2 separate regions of the Homo sapiens genome follow, and region 1 is linked to region 2. Evidence: read pairs that join two places in POLR2A ChIA-PET (ENCODE). Cell type or tissue: PC-9. All regions are shown on one strand. Each heading gives the region's core, and the rest is flanking DNA. Links, peaks and the distances in the headings are about the cores only. Region 1 overlaps FRMD6 (FERM domain containing 6). Region 2 holds the start of LINC02310 (long intergenic non-protein coding RNA 2310).

Region 1 (8,341 bases), core at 207-8,206, 280 kb after region 2:
GGTGTAATTCTGGTTTCCTTCCCCCACACCCTTTAAAAAGCATACTTTAAGCCTCTCTCAACGCATCAGAGGATGATTACTGTGAGAAGGAATGTTCTCTTTTGGTAATATGGAGGGGGACGCACGAACCGAACAACCAGATGATCCAGTAAATAGGTAGGTCAAATGGAGGTGACTGGACTGGGCTCTTCAGTTACTCATTCCTGGATTTTGTTGACTTCACACACCAGAGAGACCAGAGAGGTTCACTGTTAAGTGGCTTTATTTCTGTTTCTTTTAGAATAGATGGATAATAATTGAATTGACCTTGGTTTGTATATTATTTCAAAACTCTAGTTGAGAAGAGTTACAGAAATAATGCCTGTGAATTGGCATATGGGAAATAGAATGTTGCTAGATAGGTAAGTACCACTGAAAATGAGATTCCACACTTGGTGTAACTGGCAGATTCATGGTAGTTATCTTCTAGAAGTAAGCTAAGAGAATGAAACACTGGGTGACAGTAGCAGAGGCCGGCTTCTGATTGAAGATTCCCCTGGGAGAAGCATGAAGGATACAGCCATCCCTAGCTCCCAGTTATGTTCCTGACAGCTACCTTAGCAGTCTTGGATCCATGTTTCTATGGAATAACAGAAGGCACCTTGGTCTCCTTAGAGCACGTTGGCTAAAGATTTGATGACTCCACAGGGGAACTGTAGATCTCTGATTAATGGAAGGCTTTGTTAGGATAGAAGTGTCTTTTAATGTGTTGGAGACAGAATCTGTACATGAAAATGACAATGGTAAATATGTTGTGAAACTATAATAAAGCCATATATAAAAGAAACATTTTTATCATTTCTCTTAAGGGCTTTTAAAACTGTATAATGTTTTGTCTTTTTAAGTTTATTTAGCAACTTGTCTCCAGCTTGTGTAATCACTGCAAAATCCCCCAAGGGGGTGTTAAACAAGGACTTTTGTAGCAGTAGAAAGTCTTGTTCGATTTTCCAGATGAATTTTTTAATTTGAAGTCTGTAGGTTGTGCTTTTGATCTTCTTTACTTTAAAGAGTACCTGGCCTTGGAGCCTCACTTTGCATCATTCTGCACATGTACAATGTGTGTGTGTGTCTCTGTGGGTGTCCCCACAGCAAATGCTGCTGCTTTGAGTGTGTCTAGGTAACAACATAATCTTATCCCCATAATTTATGTAGGGTAAAAATTAAATCTAGAATCTCCAAAGCCCTTTTCTGGTTTCATAAAATTTTTCACATATAATGAAAGGTATCAAGGTAAAAGGCAGGTTTTATTAGCATTTGGGTATGTTTAATTTAGTAAATTATTTTAGCACGTTTCTTAACTTTCCGTTTAAAAATATAAAATATGAACTTTCTGAAAAGATACTAGATTAAGCTAAATTGTTTTTTACCCATGGGAGTTTTGGAATATAATTTAGGAAGAAAAATCCCATTAAGGAAAAGCACACCACGGTCCTACAGCTGACTGTCATCTTGGCCAGCACATTCTCTCAAAGTGCCAGTTTCTTAACCTGTAAACTTAAAAGGTTGGATGAAGTCATCTCTAAAATCTGATACAGTGATAAATTTTTCATTTGATTGCACTTTGTTACATTTGTTTCCAGTTAGGAATAGATAGAAACTCAGAAATTATTTTATACCTGTCACTAAATTATAAAAATTACAAGAATTCATTAACAATACTAGGAGCTCTAAGGCTTTTCTTAGTTTCAGATCCCTGGAAACAAACTGTGTAGTAAGTGAAATAACATTTTTTAAGTATGTGGTACATGGTGGTTACATGGTAGTTAAACTCTGCATAGGATCCGTAATGGATTCATCTTTTGTGAAATGTAGCAGGCAGTTATAGCAGCATTTCATACTTGTCCTGCCTTATGTATCTTTTTAAAGTTTAATTATCAGTATGTGATTATTCACAGCATTTTCAACCTCAGTACTTCTGATGTGCTTTACAGAATTGTGAAATATACACATAGAAGAGTGTTTGTAATGTCTGTACATTTTAAACAATAATAGTGATGAAAGAACACCATTGTATTCACTACCAAGTTATGAAAAAAATTTCTGTAGAACCTTTGAAGTTCTCTGCTGCTTTCTGAATATGTCATCCTACCTCCAGCCTCCCCCACATTACAATTTTGAAGTTAATCATACCTTTGCCTTTCTTTAGTTTTATCACACATATATATGTATCCCTAAATGAATCATTCATTAGTTTTGCTTATTTTTGAACTTTCTTTTTTTCTTTTTGAACCTGACATGTGAACATAAGAACCTTCTATTTGTAATCTGTCATATGTATTCTTCTGTTACTTGCTTTTTTCCTTAATGTTGTTTTTTGAGATTCGCACTTGTTAATGTGTAGCTGTAGTTCATGATTTTTCACTGCTTAATTGTTTTAATGTACCATATTTTATTTAGTCTGTTGTCAGTGGGCCTTTGCGTTTCTAGCTTGTACATTTCCTTGTTGTTAGGAGCCATGTAATGACATAGAAAATCCTTTTGCAATGTTACCAGAAAGCTAGCAACTTCTCAAATATTTAGTTCAATCTTTGTTAGGGGCATTATGCTCTCTTTGGGAAGAAGTATTTCAGGGGAAAATAAGTAAAGTTAATGTTAAGATTCATATATTGCTACTAGATAATGAGAATTTCACAGCAAAGTCATTATCTAGAAAACTGCAGTTCCTGTGTCAGAGGGAATTGAGTGCAAGTCCCATGAATGAGGGAATCAAAGATTTCATTGTGGAAATTAGAAGCAGATGCTTCTAAGTTGGAGGATTTTCCCTGAGAACAGCACTTTTTGTTGGCGATGTCATGCTAGAAATTCATCTTGGTTGAAAGGAATTTTTGTGCCTGGTTGCTAAACCTGATATGACTTTTGAATACAGATGGCTGTGAAAGTAGTTTCTGTGGTTTAAAATTCATGAATTTTACCATTGCCTTTGTTCTTGTTGGTTGCCTATCTAACATCTTCTCTTATCCCCCAGCTTCCCATAGGTACCCAAATTTTGGTTTTAATGTCCGTGTACTTCAGGGGAAGTTAACACACCGCCAGATCTAGATGTGGGCCCTAGGTGGCTTAGGCTAGTTCAACTATTCCCTGCCCCTGTTCAGTGCTGAAGGACTTGTGAACTCTCCAGTCAGGTAGAGATTCAGTATTCTTGTTTCCTTCTACATTCTGGTTGATTTGGCCACTCTGAGAGATGCCAGCCTTAAGATGGAGCTGATTTCAGGGTGCCAGGAGAAACTAGGTTCTGTGTATGACAATGTGAGCCACCACATCAAACCACCTGTGGGGCCACCCATTTCACTTTAGGCTCCAAGTCACTCTATTTATAAATTTCGCTTATTTAACTAGTCCTGTTGTTTACTAATAGTTAACACTTATCTAGTGCTTACCATATGCCTTATAATACCCTATAAAGTATGTACTGTTATAATTTCCATTTTATAGATACGGAAGCTGAGATAGAGAGGTGAAGAGACTTTGTCAAAGGTCATACAGTTAGTATTAATAAATAGCTGGCTAAGAGTCAGACCCAGGCAGTTTGGCTTCAGAGTCCAGATTTGAGTTGGATATTTTTGGTACTTGCAACTTAGTGCGTCCCAAACAGTGTGTCTCCTTATGTGTTTGCTTTCACATAAGTTGGCTTAACCTGACACACATGGAGACTTTTGCAGAAATTATTTTGTGGACAGTGTTGGAGGATCGTATTCTCACATTATGTCCACTAAATTTGGAGACAAGAAGAAATGTACACATTTCCTCTATAACTAATATGCAGAAAATATTCAAGAAGCTCTGACCAACGCTGACTCCCATTGTGGGGGAAAAGTGTGTCGTAAAGGAACATAATTTTTAACTTAATTGCTAGGGATTCATTCACATTTCTGGTAAGTCTAAATAGTGTATTTAACAAGTCCTACTGGATACCTATACAGAGCCAGTACTACCCTGGGCATTAGTGACATAAGGATGCTGACAGCCTACCCTTGAGGAGACTCCAGTCCTCCATGGGGAGCAGGAGAAAAACTGCTGAGTTGCCTAGGAACGTGGAGGCATGCTTCACAGACCAGCATCTTGAGTTTCCAGGGAGAATGAAGATATTTTGTGATTTCATTATGTTCTTTTGGAGTGGGTGGGTGGGTGGGATAATATGCAAGGGATAATATTGTAGGCAGAGGGAACAGCATGGTCAAAAGCATAGAAGTATGAAAGCAAGACTTGTTCAGGGATCCGTGAGGAAAAGAACTGCAGTAATTCAGAACATGAATTGGAAAATACTCACACTGAGGAGGAATGGGACCCGATGGTGAAGGATTACTGTGCTTTAGTGTTAGGTGTTGTCCTGTGGATGTGCTGAACTGTTAAAGAATGTGAGCAATGGTGTGATATGTATGATCAGATATGCAATTTAAGAGGTCACCCTGGCAGCATTGTGGGGGATGGCTTTAAGGAATGAGACAAGACAGAGAACATTTAAAAATTTAGGTGAGAACACAGTGAGGTTGTATAGTAGAGAAGAAAGCTGTTAAAAAGGCTAGACAAAAGGAAGGATTTTTTTTTCTTACTAAGATTATATAAAAATATACACACGTGTATAGATGTATATATTTGCTATATATAATGCATACTATATATGTATGATGCATATTATATATAATATATATTATGCATATATATAATGCATATGTAGCATATAGAGAGAGAGAACAAATAATACAGAGAGAGCAAATAATTTTCCCAACCTTTCAGTCATTGAGGATCACTTTCATTTGTCGTTTCCCCCACCTTCCTTAGGCTTAATGTTTGGAAAGATTGTCTGTCAAAACAAATTAAGTCATTTGTTTTCTTTTTTTTTTTTTTTTTTGCTTTGGCATGTAAAGCTAAGTGTGCTATCAAAATAAGTGCCTGAAAATAATACTAATATTACTTAAGTGAAAGATCTTTTAATTTCCCTTGAGATATTATTGTGGGAAAATATGCCATTTCTATCAGGCTTTTTGAGATATTTGAAGATCCCCATCACTTCTTTTATGGGCTTCATTGTAATAGTTGATTAACAGAATTATGCTTATTACTGTTCAGTTTAGGAAGGATATACCAGACCTGTGCTTTGGAGAAATATGTTTTTAATCTCTAATGTAAGACAAGTGATAATTTCATTTTCCCAAGTACCTATTGTCATTAGCCTTTGCTTTGCCTCTGTAATCAAATAAATAGCGTGAGTATGGTGGTAGCAGAAAATAATGCCAAAGAAGAAGGGGGAAGGGTTGAGTCCAAACAGCACAGGGTGCAAAACCTCGGTTAAAGCTAGAGAAGGCGATTCATTGGTTGAGTTAACAAAGAACAAAACTTTGAAAAACAGTCCGTGGTGTACTATGCTGTGTGCCATCCAAGTGAATCTTGTTGGAAGCCTCTCAGGCTTTCCAACTGAAGAAAAGCCTTATATTTCAGGAGAAGGCTCTGTAACCAGGCTTCTCATCTGTTCAGTCTGAGTTTGCATGGGGCAGCAGCACAGGCCCAGGCCTCTCCACTAGGGCCCTTATCTGTATTACTTCCCACCCTTGCAATTCTTTCTTCTCCCCATACATGCTGTTAACCTCCCTTCATGGAATCTTTCCTGAATGCCATGCTCCTCCCAGTTCTCAGCCTTTTCTCAAATCCCACAGCCTTCATTTTACTGTACAGTTTAGCATTTAATTTAAGATGTAGTTGCATTACTTCCTATTGTTTCTACGCTATTAATTTTGACTCTTGAAAGAGTATAAACTGTCTAAGGGCTAAAATTTAGAAATGGTGTTGAGAGACAAATATGTATGAACTACACTTTAACAAGTGCTAGAGTTCTCAAATACCAGTTGGTTTATGCTTATTCATTGACTAACAGAATACTTATGATCTTTTTCTTGCTTTTTTTTTCTCTTTGATTTAGCAGCTTTCTTTATTCCTGCTAGTCCTATTCTAAAATTATATAGTGAAAGGGTAATTTTTGGCTATAGTGGGTATTTGTGATTTAGGGGATGATGTGCTCAATAAACGTTTATTATTATTGATGTTATTTTTTTATATACTATGATTTACTAATCTGTTCCTGTCTTTTCCCTATTTAGATTTTTCTCATTTTTTACTTTGATAAATAACACTTTAGTGAGTACTTTTGTTCAGAAATGTTGAATGCTTTGTTTGAATTATTTCTTATCCATTCGCTGCAAGTGGGATTATTGGGTGAAAAGGTATGAACATCTCTATGACTCTTACTACAAAAAAAGCCAAATTGGTTGCAGTGATTTATAATGCTAACCACAGCTTATGATTCGATTTCACTAATTTTTCTCTTTATTGCAATAGAAAGTTCTTTGCTGGTCTTTTTATATTCTCCCTTTTCTATAGCTGAGTACTACCCACATAATGTTTTTCGTTAGAGTATGATGAGCATTACTTGGCACCAATGCAAGTCCACTTTAATTGGAAGGTTCTTTTTTTGTTCCTAACCCCGAGGTTAACCTCATTGGTTAAATACAGAAGTTAAATAATCTGTTAGCTGCCAACAGGAGAAAAACACCATTTATTTAGATTTCAAGATATGATAAAATAGCATAGATAGTGACCACTACATGTTTGCAAACAACAGTGCTTCCACTTGCTTTCCATGATATGAAGCCAGTTATGTTTCTTGCTAGTAAATACAGTAACACATACTGTATATCAAGCTCTGTTCAAAGTGCTTCACATATGAGTAACCCGTTTAATAAACTTCACATGAATCTCAATTCAAAGGTGAGCAAAATTGATCAAAGAAGTACAGAGACTTGCCCAAGGGTACCCAGGTGGGAAGTGTCTGAGCTTGGGTTCAAACCCAAGCTGTTTGGCTCCAGAGTCCAAGCTCTTAACAGCCTATTATGCTGCCTACTGCCATACAGTATTTCCTCTTTCAAAACTTAGCCTTTCTGTTGATTCAACAACTAGCCTGCATTTCAAGTGACATACACAGCCACTTACAATTGTATAGTATAATAATGTTACAGTCAGATTACAGTTTCTTAGCTTGCATTTGGTAATTAGCTTAATGGTTTTCCCCTTACCAAATTTATAAAATATGCTTCAAATTAAAGCTATTTTTACTAAAATTGCTATGATTACACTGTTTACTGATCAATTTTCAAATTACATATCAACCATGCTTTCCAGTTATTTTGTTTGCAGTAAAAGCATTTTTTTACAGCTACTCTAATTTGTTACAAATGTACAATACAATAAAAGCATATTCTGCGTGATTCTGTAAAACACATTGTGGTCTTTAATAAGAGGACTATTCACCCACACATTAGTATGCAAGATGAGATATTCCTTTGTTGCTGAAAATTACTGTTATTAATTGCCCAATATGCTTTGTTTGCCTTAAATGAATTTTGCATTATTTCCATAAATTATTTACTGTGTTAGTGATTTATTTTGAATTATTTTCTACTTATATATTCCCTGTAAGTGGGATTATTGGGTGAAATAATAATTTACTATTATTTTAACCCAACCACCTAAATTTTTCAGCTACTCAGATTTTATCCCCCATCTTCTTGGTCTTCTCTGCTTATGGTGAATAGTGACTATTCTCCTTTTTTTGGATTGGAGAGAAACTTTAAAACTTAGAGCAGTTTTTTGTTTTTTTTTTTAAGTAAAGTAAATATCAATGTTGGTATAGCCAGAGATAGGAAACAGTGAATTAATGAATGAATGTATCAAGCAGTCAGTCAGCTTCTTGTTTGGATTATCTGTATTAGAGAGGACTTACTCTGTTGCAAGTGGCAGAATTAACATAATTAGCTTAAGATAACTTGCTGGCTCACTATATGAGAATTTCTATGGATGGTTTCTGGCTTCAGATAGCTAGATGCAGCAGTTCAAATGATGCAATCAGGATTCTTTCTGAGCTTCTCTTTCCTCTGTGATGATGTCCTTCTCAGGAGATTTCTTACCATGTGGCATCAAAGATGATTGCCAGCAACTCCAGGCTCATATTATTTTCACAAAGAGCAATACAAAAAGAAGAGCAGCTCTCTCCTTCCCAGCGTTTATATCACAAATTTCATGGAGGAATTCTGGTTTTGCTTGGGTTACATGTTCAGCATTTAGACCAAGCACTGTGGTTGGAGAATGAACCCTGTTTGGCCAGCTGTGAGTTACATCCCTCTCCTACATCACCCCCATCAGCCAGGGTGGGGACAACACACTGTGATCAATAGCCCCACTGGAAAGATGGTGCCAGGCAGACTAAAACAGATGTCCTCTACCTTCCATTCTTTGGTCAGCCAGCACACATTTC
Region 2 (8,341 bases), core at 55-8,054:
ACTCTCAGATCATATGTGTGAATTCTCAGGTCATTTTCAGAGGCTTGGATTATAGGAAGAAAACAAACTGGTGGTGCCTATTCATCAAACCTCCGTTGACACCTCACATTTCTAATAGTCATCCCTTTTGGAAAAATCTGTAATTCTCACGATTTAATGTAATTAACAGCTATTTTCAAATTTCAGAGGTGCCTTGGGTGAATTCCCAGGGTCAATGAATGACACAGCCCCAGAGCCATTTATTGTTAGCTTGGGAGCTATTTGCTTGGCGTGCAAATAATTCCCTGGCTCCTGACTGAAGAGAGGCCAATTTCTCTTTCTCAGGAAGGCCCTCAAGTTCTGTTTATAAATCCTCTTTTGTCATAAAATCCAGACACAGAGAGCCTGCTGTTGCACTCTGGCTACTTCCTGTAGTGAAGTAAAATCAGGGATAGGATGCAGGGACAGTTGATGCAACTGGACGTCTAAGCCCTGCCCACCTAGGACCCCCGGAATCAGGAGTCAATAAGGAAATGAGGAAGAGGCACTGCAGGCTGCAGAGGATGGGACCTCCTGGGATCCTCCTTTCCTGAGGGACATGGGGCTTACACAGGGGCTCTATTGTTCATAAAAAGATGAGGTGCCAGACTCCTGTCCTGAGAAAGAGGAGAAGCCTCTCCCCCTCCCTTGCTTCCTGTACTCTCCCTCTTCTCTAGTCACCTTGGCATTTGAACTTGTTGTTCAGGTCAAGCAAGTTGGTGCAGATGGCAGATTATTTTATCTGACATGTCCAACCTGTGTCAAAAACGTGTCTGTTTGGTCACATAAATGCTGCCTGATGTTGCCCTTCCCCTCATCCCCACCTCCTACTGTTCCCAAAGCCCTGGCTTTATTTTCTCTTGAAGAATAGCTGGATCAAAGTTATTACCTCTGATTTAAACCCATCCATAGGATGGCAAAACACTAAAAATGAAATCCCAACTCTTCTGCTAATTTGCCATGACCTGTGTGAGTAGTCTGACCTCGCTAAGCCTTAATATTCTTCCCTTTGTAAAATCATCTCTGAGTTCCCTTCTGACTCTCTGTGACTCTAATAAGAAAGGAACAAAAAATCTCACTACTGCCCAGCAAGCTGAAGGGCTTGTGAGAGCGAGCCACGCTGTCTTTGACTCTGAGGGGCACTGCTGGGCTGCCTCCTTCCACCTCTTAGGGTGGGTGAGGAGGCAGAGGCACTGCATGCCATGTGCTCCCAGCCTCCCTCCCAGAGAATCCCCTGTGGGACAAGTCTGGGCTTCACCCTGAGTGCTCCTGAAAGCAGGTCAGAGCCTGAGAGTGCAGGCGGGTGCGAGGGAGGGGAGGCTCCACACATTTGTTTTTGATCCTCAGAACACGCCAGATGGACTTAGGATAACTTGGGATCTGTAAGTGAACATTCTTGTCAGGAGGCCAAAAAGGACAGCGCCAGGCCCTTCTGGGCTACATTGTGCCTAAGGGTGATGCTCCCTCTCCCAGGCTCGGAGGCCGAGGGCCTGCTCTTTGTTGCGAGGGGAGGCAGCTGTGGTGCAGAAAGCTACAGTGTTTGTATTTCCTACTTTTGTTTCTAGCTCTTAGGCACCTTGGCTAGCAAAGAATCCATCCAATCTCCCCTTCCTTCTTTCCCTTCCTTCCTGCCTTTTCTCTTTCTCTCTTCCAAAAAGGCATGTATTTTCTCTTTTCAAAGCCATAACAAAAAGGGATTTATTTTCTCTTTTCAAAGCCGTAACAAAAATGTTTATTGTTGTTTCTAAATAAAAGGGTGAAACCACAGTGAAAAAATGTAGTTCCTGCTTCATATAACATCCTTTCTCCAAAATAGTGATCTGTCTCACACTCCAAGACCCAGTAACTTTTGTTAGGTCGTCAACAACTGTTTAATACACATTATTCAGAAAGCCTGGGAAGATAAAGATTTTCATGTTATAGATTTTCCCATATACTTGAGAAATACATTCCACGGCCTAGAAATTTGTTAAGCATGTATGTGCAGTCACAAATGTACTACTAGTTTGTAAATAACACGAATATTTGTTCATGGAGGTGGAAGGGATATTTCACATGATTCATAACCATCTGGTTATAGAGCAGGAAATGAGGTGTTTGGCAAATATTCTGGGTTTTTTTTTTTTGCCAGCGAATTATTTTTTTCCCCAAAGAAGTTAAACATGTGCTCCATGGCCTACGACCTGCAAGAGGTCTTGTACTGTTTATCGTGATAATCTGTGGGCTCCTGGTGCCTGTGCTGCCACGGAGCTGTACAGCCACGGAACGCAGCTGCCTGAAGTTAATGATTCAGGAGTCACCATCTGTGCTGAGTTCTGTCTCTTTGGCACATACCACACAGACACGTCCAGAGGTGAAGGCAGTACTTACACTCACAGATTAACATTCCTGCTCATCGGAACAACTTTCCAAGGAGAAGGCCCAGTTTTCTGAATATTAAAACTTTAGGTGAGTCATTAGAATCTCATGTTTGGGGAGTCTGTAGGCCAAATTAGTCAGCCAGACAGTGTGACAAGCTGGACATGAATATATGTAACTGGACGAGCTACAGGGGCCTTACTAATCAATTAGCCAGAACAACCTCCTTTTTTATATGTGGATCCAATTTTCCAGTTCAGTTTTGCAGAAGGGGCTATTCTGTATCCCTGTGGTTAGGGCTAAATGTTAAGGCACACCATGCGAGGGGCAGGGAGGATTTATCCCTTGCTATAAGTGTTCTTAACTTACCCTGTGTGAATTCTCTCCTAGAAGTGGGTAGGTTGGGGTCCTGGAGACCTGGGCAGGGAAGATCTGTTCCTTGAGTTTGGTCAGTGAGGAGCAGAGAAGGATCTCAGAGGTGGTATCTGATCTGCAAGAGGAGACTGGAACATAGATCCACGCTGCCTGCCTAGTGAGCTGTCATCATAGAAGACTTGGGCAGAGAGGCTGAGTCTATATATATACATCAGGAAGGAAACTGAGGCAGAAAGAGAGCATTCCAAACAGAGGCCAGGACGCATGCCCAGTCTGGAGGGAGTGCTCCTTCACAGGGCACAGCTGCAAGCCCTTTACATAAGGTATTTGTGGCTTCTGCCATAGGTGGAGAAGAAAAGGTTAAGATCAATAAGTTTGCTCAGACACCTTCCCTTTGACACCACACTATGGTAGGCAGGTACATACCTAGAGCTTGAGACAAGAGATGTGAAGTTTTCAGAGATTTGGAAACACTTGCAAAGTATATGTGTGTGTGAGTAGCAAAGATGATTTGTGGGAGAGAAAAACAACTTTTACCTACTAATCTTTTTTGCTTTTCTTCAAAAGTTAGGGGCATAAGTGTGTTGTACTTTGTACCTGCTTTGTTAATAAATTGGTTGTGTTTGATACAAAGGTTGAACACCTGTAATCTCAAACTCCAAAATCTAAAATCCTCCAAAATCTGAATGTTTTGAGCACTGACATCGCGCCACATGTAGAAAATTCCACACCTCACCTCGTGTGATGAGTTGCGGTCAAAACACAGTCAAAAGTTTGTTTCGTGCTTAAGATTATTTAAAATATTGTATAAAATTATCTTTAGGCAATGTTTATAAGGTGTATATGAAACATAAATGAATTTTTTGTTCAGACTTAGGTCCCATCCCTGATATATCTCAAGGTATATAGTCAAATATTCGAAAACCCAAAAGTATCCAAAATCTGAAACACTTCTGGTCCCAAGCATTTCAGATAACGGGTATTCAACTTGAATTTAAAAGTGTGAAGTCCTTGAAAAAAAGTTTAGAAACATAGACAACAATTTTTTTGGTCTCTAGAACCAAAAGGGGGAAATGTCTTAGGAGAAAGTTGTTATACATATTTACTTGGATATACAAAAAAATTATAAAAGTGAAGATTTTCCTCTCAGCATTAGAGCTGGTTAAGTGCATATTTTGAAACTAGTCATTTAATGCTTTGGTCTATTTCCTTGCTTCTGACATAGAGATATTGGTACTTAGGTTTAAATTACAAGGGCCGTTCTGAGAATCACTGCACCTCCCCACCCACGATCCCCTCCCGTGAACACATAGAGGAGGCTGTATTCATTTCGGTGCACATGTTCCCAAGGTAGAAGTCATGGTCTTCAGACAAGGCAAAGCCAATTTTCTTTAGCTCTATTCTTGGTGGTAAAATGCTCTTAGCAACTTACTCAAGAACAATAGCTATGCAATTTTTCAAAGAACTTTCTCTCATCATCTATATAAGAAAAATATGTCATTGTCACAAACAATGTTAATTAAATAGCCAATATTTATAAGCTGAGCAAATTGCATTTTTTTTTTGCATATTTCACCATCTCACTAGAAATTCTTAGATTATGAAAAGTACACTAATAAGAAGTCTCTAACAACCAGGCTTTTGGAACAAAGAAATAATGATAAACCTAATTTCCTACTTTCATTCAAAAAATTACACCCTGATATGCTAATAATCCTCTCTGAAGACAGCAGGTAAACTAGAAAATTGGGAAAAAGAGTCTCAACCAGGGACAATAGATTCCATAATTTTTTCACTGGTCTCCAGGTTTTCCCGACTCCAAATTATCCTATCCACCATCACCAAAGAGAGTGCCCCAAACCTAGATCTGCTCACTCCTTGGCTCAAAACATGTCAGCAGATTGCCAGTGTGTACAGAATAAAGCCCAACCTCCCTGGAATGGCCTCTAAGTCTCTCCAGGATCGGGCCCTAGCCTGATGCTCCAGTTCTGTTTCCCACACACTTACTGTCCCCACCCCACATCGGCACACCCTAAACTCAGCAAACTGCTCACTGCTCCTAGCCAAGCCCTTTTCCTGTGTGTCTACCATTGCTCATGAGCTTTCTTCTGTTGATACCCTGGCCCCAGCTCTGCTCTTGGAAACCTTACCCTTTCGTCATTCCCTGAGTCAGAATTTACCACTCCCTCTTCTGCCTTCCTTAAACATTGCATTCAGCAGGTCTTCCTTCTCCTCCCCGTCTATCTTTATGCATGTCTCACACTTGTCTGCCAGGCTACTGCATTAAGGGACTATTTGTAGTTAATGGTTCACCCATCACAGTTACTTGAAAATATTAAGGGCTCAATAAATATTAAATCTACTACTTTCCTCTCTAGTAGACATTAGCCACCATCTGAATGTGCCCCATTTTTCGGTAGATACATGAGTGCCTAGTAAAACCTCATTAATCTAGATTAAATTTGGGATATATCATCTGAGTTAGAAAAATATCTGACTATTAGAATATTGTTTCCAAAATATAACTTTATTACTTTTGAGTGCCTGCAGTTATGAGAATTAGGCTGAAAAGTGTTGTTCTTCATTGAATTGATGGATTTGAAATTATTATATCACAATAGGCTTAGCAGTACCTCCTCTGTGCTTCAAATTTAGTTAAATTATTGATACATAAGTGGGTGCTTCCAAAGTGTTTCTCTCTATCTAAGAGAGCTGTTTTCTCAGTATTTTTATTCTGGTTATATTTATATTATTGATTGACTCTCATAGAATAAACTTTAGACCAGCTCTTGTCAAAAGTAGTGAAATCATTGAATTGACTTAAGTAGAAATAAGAGGTTTTGTTAGATAAGGCAAATACAGGCGAATAAGAAAGTGAGAATTTTTGAATTTATTTTTTCTTTTATGCTTCAATGTGCAGAGAATGTTGTTTTTTTTTTTAGTTAGCAAATATTCCTTTTTTAAAAAAAGTTTTATTTTTAATTGGCAAAAAATAATTGTATATATATATGGGCACAATGGAATGTTTCAATACATGCATACATTGTGGAATGATCAAATCAGGCTAATAAACACAGTCATCATCTCAAATATCTATCATTTCTTTGTGGTAAGAACATTTAAAGTCCTCTCTTTTAGCTATTTTGAATGTAAAATGTATTATTATTAACTTTAGTCACCATGCCATGCAATAAGTCACCAGAACGTATTCCTTCTGTTTCTGTCTAACTGAAACTGGTGCCCTTTGACCAATGTCTTTCCTTCCCCATCTACCGCTCTACTCCCAGCCTCTGGGAACCATTCTACTCTCTACTTCTACTTTTTTTAGATTCCACATGCAAGTGAGGTCATATGGTAACTGTTTCTCCATGCCTGGCTTATTTCACTTGGCATAATGTCCTCTAGGTTCATTCATGTTCATACAAATCACAGAGTCTCCTGCATCATTACTATTTTCTCCCCTAATATTTTACTCTTGTCCATTATCACCTAATTAATCAGTATTTTTATTTTTTGGCAACTCAACTTTATCCAGTCTTTCTAAAAATTTCAATCTGTTTTTTGGAGAAATAAAAATCTCTCTTTTGTAATTCCATTGGTGTATATACTATTTAATAAAATTATATAATTACAATAAAAAACTATAACAGCATAAACAGGTTTGGGAACAAACACACCTGATTCTTGGTGAGCATGGAACTCAACTACTGGGAATAAACATGTGTGGGTTAATGAAAGACAGCCTACAGGCTGTGAGCACTCAGCATGCTGGGGCATTAGACAAAAGTTTATTATGTAAAGAATGGAGAGTTATGGCTAATCCAGAGGGCTATTTAGGTTTTAAAGAGCCCTTCTACTACACAGTAATTTATTTAGCCAATTTCCTAGGTTGAACATCTTAACAGTTTTTCTCCCACTCACTGTTGAAAGTAATGCAGCATTAAATATCTATGCAGATAATTCTTCAGCCACTTCCATAATTATTCCTAGAATTGGAACTACTGGGTAAAATTATATACATTTTGAAGACTTTAAATAGCACTTTCAAATTTTTCTTCAGAAAGGTTTTCCTGAATTTTTAAGTATTTTAAAACACAATTTAAAATAATGAGAAACCTTTTAATAGGCAGTCTAATTAAGCAACCAACTCCATTTTTCTGCATGTGGTAGGAATTTAAGTCTGATCCCTTTATCCTAAAACAATGACTTCACCTCTTCCAAGACATGGCAGAAAAACACCTTCCTTTTGTTTTCTGTGGCAATAGCAACAGTTCCATGGATGGAATTTATTTTTCATCCAGTAATTCAACCCATTTTGTTTTAGGATGTGGCTAGGAAAAACTGAGCCAAATATGCAAGATTAAGGCAACTTGATTTTTATGCTGTGTGTACAGTTCTGCTTTGGGTTTGGCGGACACAAACAGTTTCCATGGTTTGGGAGTTTTTGTTGTAGCAACAAGTTCCTTGGGCAGCAGTCTGAAATGCAAGGTCCCTCTGCAAGGAACATTTTGAACTCTGAGAGTAAAAGGATCAGATCAGGTGATATCTTGGATGGGTTCTCTGGAATGCCCATCCTAACCCAAGCTCAGGCCAAAAGTAAAACAGTCTTCAATTTCTCTGAAGACTTTTTCCATTGTTTGGAACTTCCCCGTAGGAGTATTCAACTTGCTAATGTCAACAGGGCTCGAATGGGACGCTGACAGAGGCACGTGACTGAGACTAATATGAAATCACTATACTGTGATGAATTTAAAGAAACTGCTCTTCCCTGACCTCCTACCCATGTATTTGGGAAGAACAGGGGGTGCCCAAGACAGCCAGACTTGTTCATCCCAAGAGTGTCTGTCAGGGGAGATCATGGCACATGAGGATTGAGAATAGATGTTGGAAAACAGGCCGTGGAGGGAGTGCTGAAGATAAGGTTGAAACACTTGGCCCAGCCAGGCCTCCTATCACAAGAGCTGGACAAACAGCCAGAGCCAAGGAACTGGGCCAAAACGAGGGAATCTGAGTAACCAGGAAAGCTGGTAGGCCAGTAATATGAGGTCTGGGCAAATTCAGTGGAGACTAGATAACACTGTCCCTGGGATTTTTGATATACTATTGGCAGATATCTGTGTGGATAAATTCTGTTCATATAAAAAGGCTGGGATAAAAAGAATCATTATGGCCTTGAAGAGAATGCCTGCAAATGGCAGTAGGAAGGTTGGGGAGTTTATTTGAACTCCAGGTTTTAAAAGAGATGTGAGAGAACAAGAAGGTCAGAGAGACTATCTCTGGCCAGGCAGCTATTTCACAAACCTTTATTATATGGTTTGGCTCTGTGTCCCCACCCAAATCTCATTCCCACGTGTTGTAGAGAGACCCAGTGGGAGATGATTGAATCATGGGGGAGGGTCTTTCCCTTGCTGTTCTCATGATAGTGAGTGGGCCTCACAAGATCTGAAGGTTTTAAAAACGGGAGTTTCCCTGCAAAAGCCCTCTCTTTGCCTGCTGCCATCCACGTAAGATATGACTTGCTCCTCCTTGCCTTCTGCTATGATTGTGAGGCTTCCCCAGCCATGTGGAACTGTAAGTCCATTAAACCTCT

Evidence for each region. Peaks named below come from ENCODE experiments on the same cell type or tissue, not always from the same donor. Only the 100,000 strongest peaks of a DNase experiment are listed, where the experiment ranks them.
Region 1: POLR2A ChIA-PET joins it to region 2 with 14 read pairs; 2 of 35 experiments call an interaction of 5 or more read pairs at or near these places.

Annotation. Positions count from the first base shown.
Region 1 is chr14:51,674,686-51,683,026 of GRCh38, forward strand. The region is part of intron 1 of FRMD6 (FERM domain containing 6); the gene reads left to right. Among named protein-coding and RNA genes, the nearest start is that of FRMD6, 27 kb to the left of the region's middle. In PC-9, for the core only: no CTCF peak of the experiment used is centred there; no DNase peak of the experiment used is centred there; H3K27ac peaks cover 480 bases.
Region 2 is chr14:51,394,255-51,402,595 of GRCh38, forward strand. LINC02310 (long intergenic non-protein coding RNA 2310) reads right to left here and starts at 2,881. Exons shown (of 4, transcript NR_146549.1): 1 at 2,746-2,881. It also overlaps a transcript of FRMD6 not described here. RefSeq lists enhancers at 868-1,368, 1,369-1,869, 1,530-2,729. In PC-9, for the core only: no CTCF peak of the experiment used is centred there; DNase peaks (open chromatin) are centred at 727, 2,097, 2,427 and 4,847; H3K4me3 peaks cover 1,754 bases; H3K27ac peaks cover 5,607 bases.